2 separate regions of the Homo sapiens genome follow, and region 2 is linked to region 1. Evidence: read pairs that join two places in POLR2A ChIA-PET (ENCODE). Cell type or tissue: HCT116. All regions are shown on one strand. Each heading gives the region's core, and the rest is flanking DNA. Links, peaks and the distances in the headings are about the cores only. Region 1 overlaps CAMK1D (calcium/calmodulin dependent protein kinase ID). Region 2 has its middle 34 kb from the start of CAMK1D.

Region 1 (4,393 bases), core at 239-4,238:
TCTCTTTTTGCAGTTGGAGACTTTACAGCAAGCTCTATGCCGGTGATTCCCAAGCCCTTTGGAGTTAGAACTCTTTGTCCTTGTTGTTCTGGTTTGAGTCTACCCTTCCTTCCCTGCTGTCAGATACTGTGTGCTGTATCTTAGTTGGATGTTGACTTCCTTTGAGAATTCTTTGATCTTTTCTGAGAATTACATGAGATACCTTAAATTGGGCTAAATGTAGGGAAGGGATTTTGGAATAGAACTAGGGAGTGTCCCAACTGGCAGCTTCCCCAATTCATCCTAAGACATTTTGCCATGTCTAGGATGGGTTGTTTAAGACAACGTCTCCTTTTCTGGGATGTTCGAAACTCAGTGTTTGGGTCTAAGTTTTTTCCACTGTGTCTCTCTCTCTCTGTCTTTTTTTACTGAGTATATTCTTCTGCAGAATGGTCTGTATCTCGTGTTAGCTTCAGAAGGCACCACTTTCAAGAGGTAATTAAATTATAAAGATTTGTTCGAAGTCATTATCAATACTGGAGAAGTTAGCAAAGGTATTGGAAGGCCAACAACAATTTATTTCCCATGTCACTCTTTCTGCAGAAACTCACCTAGAGTCCTTAAAGGGAATAACTGGTAACTTTCTGATATATCATGATGAGAGGCCTCTGCTGGCCACTGGGCAGCCTTCAGATAGTTTTTTCCTTTTTTAAAATGTTTAAATTTTTAGGGCTAGGTGTGGTGGCTCATGCCTGTAATCCCAACACTTTGGGAAGCTGAGACAGAAAGATTGCTTGAGGCCAAGAGTTTGAGAACAGCCTGGGCTACATAGCAAGACCCCGTCTCTCCAAAAAATTAAGAAATTAGCTGAGTGTAGTTGTGTGCACCTGGGGTCCCAACTACTCAAAAGAGTGAGGTGGGAGGATTGCCTGAGCCTGAGAGGTTGGGACTGAAGTAAGCCAAGATTGTGCCACAGCATTCCAGCCTTGGTGATAGAGTGAGATCCTATTTCAAAAAAAAATATTGATTTTAAGTTAATTTTGTAGTTCACTGTAGTCTTGAACTCTTGGACTCAAGTGATCCTCCTGCCTCAGCCTCCTGAGTAACGAGGACTACAGGTATGTATCACCATGCTTGGCTGATTTATTTTTTTTACTTATTTTTATTATTATTATTTTTTGAGATGGAGTTTCGCTCTTGTTGCCCAGGCTAGGGTGCAATGGCACAATCTCGGCTCACTGAAACCTCTGCCTTTGGATTCAAGTGATTGTCCTGCCTCAGCCTCCCAAGTATTTGGGATTACAGGTGTGTGCCACTACACCTGGCTAATTTTTTTCTGTTTTTAGTAGAGACAGGGTTTCACCATGTTGGTCAGGCTAGTCTCGAACTCCTGACCTTAAGTGATCCTCCTGCCTTGGCCTCCCAAAGTGTTGGGATTACAGGCATGAGCCACGACTCCTGGACTTTTTTACTTACTTTTACTTTTTGTATTTTTATTTTTACTTATTTTTATTTATTTATTTTTTTGTTTCTCTATATTGCCCAGGCTGATCTTGAACTCCTGGCCTCAAGTGATCCTCCTGCCTTGGCCTCCCAAAGTGTTGGGATTACAAGCGTGAGCCACGATGCCTGGATTTTTTACTTATTTTTACTTTTTGTATTTTTATTTTTGCTTATTTTAATTTTTATTTTTTTTTTGTTTCTCTATATTGCCCAGGCTGATCTTGAACTCCTGGCCTCAAGTGATCCTCCTGCCTCAGCCTCCCAAAGTTGCTGAGATTACAGGTATGGGCCACCATGCCTGGCCCACAGAGTTCTCTGGAGGAGAAACTGTAGAGCCGTGTGGATTCTTGCCTGGGTTTGTTTAGAGATACTACGGACTTCTTGCCTAGGTTTGTTTGGAGAAGAGTCAAGCAGTACTTGAGTGATTTGAATTTTTGTTGAGAAAAACAAAGTGAAAAACATTTTTTCGACATCAGATATGTTGTTTTAGCCTCTGTGGCAGATTTTATTTTTCTCTTTTACTTTTTGTTTTTATCCTTTTGTACTATTTTTAAAGAAAGGAATGAGAAGAAATTATCCCCGGACCATTCCTCCCGGTGAAAAACATGAAATGTGACTATCCGGAAATGGAGTGTGATCACAGGGGCACGTACGGCTGAGTCATCCAAAACGCTGACTGTCGTGTAGGGCTCCGTGGTTTTGGTGGTTTTCTTAACTTCTCTGTGCCCTGGTTACTTCATCAATGTGATGGAGATAATAATCTCATCGGATGTTGTGATTTACTGAGATCATTCTTGTAAACACTTAGAATAGTTCCTGGTACACAGCAAGCGGTTTGTGATTGTTATTGTATGATTCTATCCAGATTCTATTACGTCATGTTACTATGTTATGAAAGATTCCAGTTCCTTGGTGCACTGATGTGGTCTTTGAAACTCAGAACAAATGTTACCTGGGCCGATGTTACATGAGTATTTGGCCATTAAAATCAGATAAAGAGGCCAACCTAGCAAGTTACTCTCATTGAAGTGTGGCTTGTCTGCCATCCTCATTGGGAGCACGTAGAACCTCCCCAAGCTGAGTGGGCAGGGTCCGTGTGGCTGTGTGAAGGGCCCCGTCGTCTTGTGTAGCTGCTCCCGTGTTGAGAGTATAGCATGTTGAAAACAGCCTTGGCAGGAACCACGCTTGCTGTTAACCAGCTCGTCCACTAACCAGCTGTGTATACCCTAGGTCAGGCCAGCTGTTTAAAAAAAAAAAAAGTGAAGATATTTGCTAAGAGAGTAGATCTCAAGTGCCATCATCACACGCACACAAGGGGTGATGATGGCAGTTGATAGGTATGTTAGCTTGATCATGGTGATCATTTTATGATGTATACATATATCAAAACATCATGTTACGATGTATACATATATCAAAACATCATGTTACGATGTATACATATATCAAAACATCATGTTGTATACCTAAATATATACCATTTTTATTTGTCAGTCATACCTCAGTAAAGCTTAAAAAAAGACACATGTTGGCCGGGCGTGGTGGCCCACGCCTATAATCATTTGGGAGGCCTAGGTGGGTGGATCACTGGAGGTTAGGAATTTGAGATTAGCCTGGCCAACATGGCGAAACCCCACCTCTACTAAAAATATAGAAATTATCTGGGCATGGTGGCAGGCGCCTGTAATCCCAGCTAACTGGGAGGCTGAGGTGGGAGAATCGCTTGACTTGGGAGGCAGAGGTTGCAGTGAGCCGAGATTACACCACTGTACTCCAGCCTGGGCGACAGAGCGAGACTCCATCTCAAAAAAAATACACACGTATATAAAAAAAGTAAATTGGAGACATCTTGATGTTACACCCATACTAACAGTAGTGTCAATCTCTGTTCCTTCACCCAAGGAAGGAAAGAAGGAAGGAAGGGAGGGAGGGTGGGGAGAGAGAGAAAGAAGGAAGGAGGGAAGGAAAAAGGGAAAGAAGGAAGGAAGGAAGAAGGAAGTTTCCCTATGTAATTAAAATAGCATTATCACAACTAATACAATTAATACTAATTTCTTAATATCCAGTTTGTATTCCAGTTTCCCCAGTTACATTTGGGTTATATACTGAGTTTACAGCTCCACAGTCTCTTCGTGTGGGGAATGAGGAGGTGGAACTAACTCCATGAGCTCTCAGGTTTATATAAGCGTGAAAGTTTTATGTTTAATACCATTAGGAAGAGCCGTTGTGATTTTGTTAATTTCTTGTTCTTAAAGAAGGATCGAAGCTTTAGAGACATAAACGTGGCTCTCTAGCCAGGTGAAATGGAAATCTGGAAGTTATTTGGTTAAGAGAATAAATAGGGATGGGTTAGTGGTGTCTCCAGCTGGGCTTGGCTTGTAGATTGGGCAGCTCACACATGGACAGTGGTTTGATGACTTGTGTACTGGCCAGAGAGAAGGAGGCTGTGTCCTGGTCTGAGACCCAGCAGGTTTGAGGTCTTGTATTTTCTAGTCTCCATAAATGTTCCCAATGCCATTTCGAGTTACAGTGAGGACTTGGACAGCCCTTTGCATTTAGTTTTGTTTTGTTATTTGAGACTCTGGTGTTTTCTTCAAGGAGGCTAAATGCTGGGTCTATTGGGTTACCTGTCTAAGGAAACTCCCATTGTTCCAGAATAAAAGAAGGATGAAAAACTCATGCTTTGACTGCCTGGCGGCTATCAGGTGCTGCTGGCCCCAGAGGTTATGAGCCAACTGGCATGTCCTGCGCCTCATGCAGGCTCCCACTGTGAGAACCAGCTTTGAAGACCTCCCACCTAGACCTGCCCGCCATGTAAGAGGTGCGGTGCTGGGTGTCTGCCATGGGCCGGGGAGTGAGGAGAACCATTCTTTCCCACATGAGCTCTGAACCAATTGAGAAGTAGGGCTGA
Region 2 (4,393 bases), core at 1-4,000, 130 kb before region 1:
TGCAGTCTCGCATCCTCGGCTCACTGCAACCTCTGCTTCCTGGGTTCAAGTGATTCTCCTGCCTCAACCTCTCGAGTAGCTGGGATTACAGGTGCCTGCCACCACACCTGTCTAATTTTTGTATTTTTAGTAGAGACGGGGTTTCACCATGTTGGCCAGGATGGTCTCGAACTCCTGACCTCAGGTGATACACCCGCCTCGGCCTCCCAAAGTGCTGGGATTACAGGCGTGAGCCACCACGCCTGGCCACCAGCGCTTGTTTTTAATGGGGGCATCTGATACTTGTTCCCATCAACAGGCCCCTCTCTCTCCTTCATCTCATTCTTATTTACCCATCTGCAGAAAAACACACAAAGCTGTCTCTCTAGCTCCAAGAAGACTTGGACGTGATGCGGCTTGCTTGGCACATATATCTTTTTTTTTTTTTTCTTTTTTTAACATTCTTTTGAGTTGTTCAAGATAGAGAAAAGAAATTACAGGCTGGGCACAGTGGCTCATGCCTATAATCCTAGAACTTTGGGAGGCTGAGGCAGGCGGATCACCTGAGGTCAGGAGTTTGAGACCAGCCTGGCCAACATGGCAAAACCCCATCTCTACTAAAAATACAAAAATCAGCCAGACATGGTGGTGGGCACCTGTAATCCCAGCTACTCAAGAGGCTGAGGCGGGAGAATCGCTTGAACTGGGGAGGTGGAAGCTGCAGTGAGCTGAGATCATGCCATTGCACTCCAGCCTGGGTGACAAAGCGAGACTCCATCTCAAAAAAAAAAAAAAGAAAAGAAAAGAAAAAGAAATTACACACATGTTCAGGCCATGTAAAAATTTCCAAATGGCTAAGATCATGACCTGATATTGACTATTATTTAGCCTAGGGCGTGGTCTAGGCTGTCTTTGACAAGAATGAAGACATGTGAAAGACAGCCTAGACCAGTGTCATTCATTCATGCACGCATTCATTCAACAAGCCTGTGCTGATTGATGGTCATGTGCCATTCACTGATGGTGAGGTGGACCGACTTGCCTCTTCCTAAGAGGATGAACACTTCTAGTTGTTTTCTAGTGATGGCGGTGGGTTTTCTTGACGCACAGCTTGCCTAGAGATTGCTTGTGAACCAGGATACTCATTTCCCAAGGATAACTGAGTAAGGAAAGCAAGGAAGACTGTTAGAGTAGAAGGACAGTCAACCACCCAGGCCTCCTGGCCACCATGTTCTGATCAGTTAGGCTGTTGCACTCAGCTATGATGTGGCTTGTGCTGATGGCAAAGGCTCCAAGTCAAGCTGATTTGCAAAGGTTTATACTTGGATGAAGCAGACTTCCCTAAGTCCTTGACAGTTGACCCCATACTGAGGGAGCTGCATTGGTGATAGGTACCTGCCACTACAGACCCTCTTTCTGGGAACATGAGCCCCAGTAGATGACATTCAGTGTGGACTCCATCGTTGATTCATGTGTCACTCCTAAAGAATAGAGTAAGTGGGCTGGGTGCGGTGGCTCATGCCTGTAATCCTAGCACTTTGGGAGGCCGAGCAGGCGGATCATGAGGTTAGGAGTTCGAGAATAGCCTGGCCAACATAGTGAAACTCTGTCTCTGCTAAAAATGCAAAAATTAGCTGGGCATGGTGGCATGCACCTATAGTCCCAGCTACTTGGGAGGCTGAGGCAGGAGAATCGCATGAACCCAGGAGGCAGAGGTTGCAGTGAGCTGAGATTGCGCCACTGCACTCCAGCCTGGGGGCAGAGTGAGACTCCATCTCAAAAAAAAAAAAAAAAAAAAAAAAAAAAGAAATTAACACACCCTTTCTCAATTAAAAAAAAAATAAATGAAACAAGCTTATGCTCAGATTTCACTACTGTTTTGTTTTGGTTTCTTCAATTTAGTAGTGTTTCATTTTAAAAACCAGACCACGCTTTTTATTTTGTTTGTTTGTTTTTTTTGCACCCAAGAAGAGGCCCAGAATTGCAAAATCCTTTTCTTAGATTTAGTCCAGACATATGTTTCTGAGAACATTTGCTTTTACATGAGTAATAAGTGGGACAAAAGAAATGAGAGAAATGAATGATCTATATTTTTACATGGAATAATGTATAAAAGTACACGTAAGGCTGGGCGCAGTGGCTCACGCCTGTAATCCCAGCGCTTTGGGAGGCCGAGGTGGGTAGATCATGAGGTCAAGAGATCGACACCATCCTGGCCAACATAGTGAAACCCCGTCTCTACTAAAAATACACAAATTAGTCAGGCATGGTGGCATGTGCCTGTAGTCCCAGCTGCTTTGGAGGCTGAGGCAGAATTGCTTGAACCCGGAGGCAGAGGTTGCAGCGAGCCAAGATTGCACTCCAGCCTGGTGACAGAGTGAGGTTCCGTCTCAAAAAAAAAAAATATATATAGTGTATGCATGAGGCCAGGTGCTGTGGCTTATGCCTGTAATCCCAGCATTTTGGGAGGCTGAGAGGGGTGGATCACTTGAGGCTAGGAGTTTGAGACCAGCCTGGGTAACATGGGGAAACCCTATCTCTACCAAAAAAAAAAAAAAAAAAAAAAATTAGGTGCGGTGGTGCATACCTGTAATCCCAGATACTTGAGAGGCTGAGGCATGAGAATGGCTTGAACCTGGGAGGCTGAGGTTGCAGTGGGCTGAGATCACACTGCTGCATTCCAGCCTGGGCAACAGAGTGAGACTCTGTCTCAAAAAAAAAAAAAAAGGTACATGCATACATGCATGAAAGATCTTTGAAACAATGAAAAGTTCTATAGGTGTATGTAAGATTACAGTAATTGAAGCAGTGTGTTATTGGTAAAAATAGTAGAATATGGATGAATAGAACACAGAAGACCACCATAAGCAGATCCCAGAACACGTAATAAGAGTTTATGATAAAGGCGTTTTACAAACCATTGCTAAAGGGATGAATTATTTAATTAATGATGGTAAGAGAATGAAATATCTGAGAGAGGTCTCAAGTTATGTTTACCTTCACCATCAGAGATCAAACCATGTCAAAATGAATTCAAGATGGATGAAGAGTAAGATGCAGTAACAAAACCATTAAAAAAAATCCAAAAGAAGATCTAAATGATCTCAGAGTCAAACAGGACATTGTAATTTATTATTTATTTATTTATTTTTCGAGATGGTGTCTTGCTCTGTCACCCAGGCTGGAGTGCAGTGGTGTGATCTTGGCCCACTGCAACCTCCACCTCCCAGATTCAAGCGATTCTCCTGCCTCAGCCTCCCCAGTAGCTGGGATTACAGGTGTGTGCCACCACACCCGGCTAATTTTTGTATTTTTAATAGAGACGGGGTTTCGCCATGTTGGCCAGGCTGGTCTTGAACTCCTGACCTCAGGCGATCCACCCGCCTCGGCCTCCCAAAGTGCTGGGATTACAGGCATGAGCCACCACGCCCGGCCTATTTATTTATTGAGACAGAGTCTCACTCTGTTGCCCAGGCTGGAGTGCAGTGGCCCCATCTCTGCTCACTGCAATCCCCGCCTCCTGGGTTCAAGCAAATTTCATGCTAATTTTTGTATTTTTGGTAGAGACGTGTTTCGAAATGTTGGTCAGGCTGGTCTCGAACTCTTGACCTCAAGTGATCTGTCTGCTTCAGCTTCCCAAAGTGTGAGATTACAGGCATGGGCCACCATGCTCGGCCTATGTAGACAATGTCATTTTAAAAAATGGAAGTAATTAAAAAGGGAAAGACCCATAGATTACATTATATAAAATGTAAAACATTTTTTGGTCAAAATATCATAAGCAAAATTAAAACACATATTACAACAAACACCAATGAAATATATTAAGAGCTTTAAAAATATAAAACAGCTGGGCGCGGTGGCTCATGCCTGTAATCCCAGCACTTTGGGAGGCTGAGGCGGGCGGATCACGAGGTCAGGAGATCGAGACCATCCTGGCTAACATGGTGAAACCCCGTCTCTACTAAAAGTACAAAAAATTAGCCGGGCGTGGTGGCGGGCGCCTGTAGTCCCAACTACTCAGGAGGCTGAGGCAGAAGAATGGCGTGAACCCGGGAGGTGGAGCTTGCAGCAAGCTGAGATCGCGCCACTGCACTCCAGCCTGGGGGACAGAGTGAGACTCCGTCTCAAAAAAAAAACAAAAACAAAAACAAACAAACAAACAACAACAACAAAATATATATATATATATATATATATATATATATATATATATATATATATATATGAAACAGGCCAGTGCAGTGGCTCACATTTGTAATCCCAGTGCTTTGGGAGGCCCAGGTAGGAGGATTGCTTGAGCCCAGAAGTTTGAGAACAGCCTGGGAAACATAGCAGCATCCTGTCTCTACAAAAAATGAAAAAATCATCAGATGTAGTGACACATGCTTCTAGCCCTAACTACTTGTGGGAG

The links. Peaks named below come from ENCODE experiments on the same cell type or tissue, not always from the same donor. Only the 100,000 strongest peaks of a DNase experiment are listed, where the experiment ranks them.
Region 2: POLR2A ChIA-PET joins it to region 1 with 7 read pairs; 2 of 35 experiments call an interaction of 5 or more read pairs at or near these places.

The regions. Positions count from the first base shown.
Region 1 is chr10:12,446,711-12,451,103 of GRCh38, forward strand. The region is part of intron 1 of CAMK1D (calcium/calmodulin dependent protein kinase ID); the gene reads left to right. Among named protein-coding and RNA genes, the nearest start is that of CAMK1D, 99 kb to the left of the region's middle. RefSeq lists an enhancer at 1,696-2,895. In HCT116, for the core only: no CTCF peak of the experiment used is centred there; a DNase peak (open chromatin) is centred at 2,271; H3K4me3 peaks cover 1,047 bases; H3K27ac peaks cover 1,308 bases.
Region 2 is chr10:12,313,068-12,317,460 of GRCh38, forward strand. No RefSeq gene overlaps it. Among named protein-coding and RNA genes, the nearest start is that of CAMK1D, 34 kb to the right of the region's middle. In HCT116, for the core only: no CTCF peak of the experiment used is centred there; no DNase peak of the experiment used is centred there.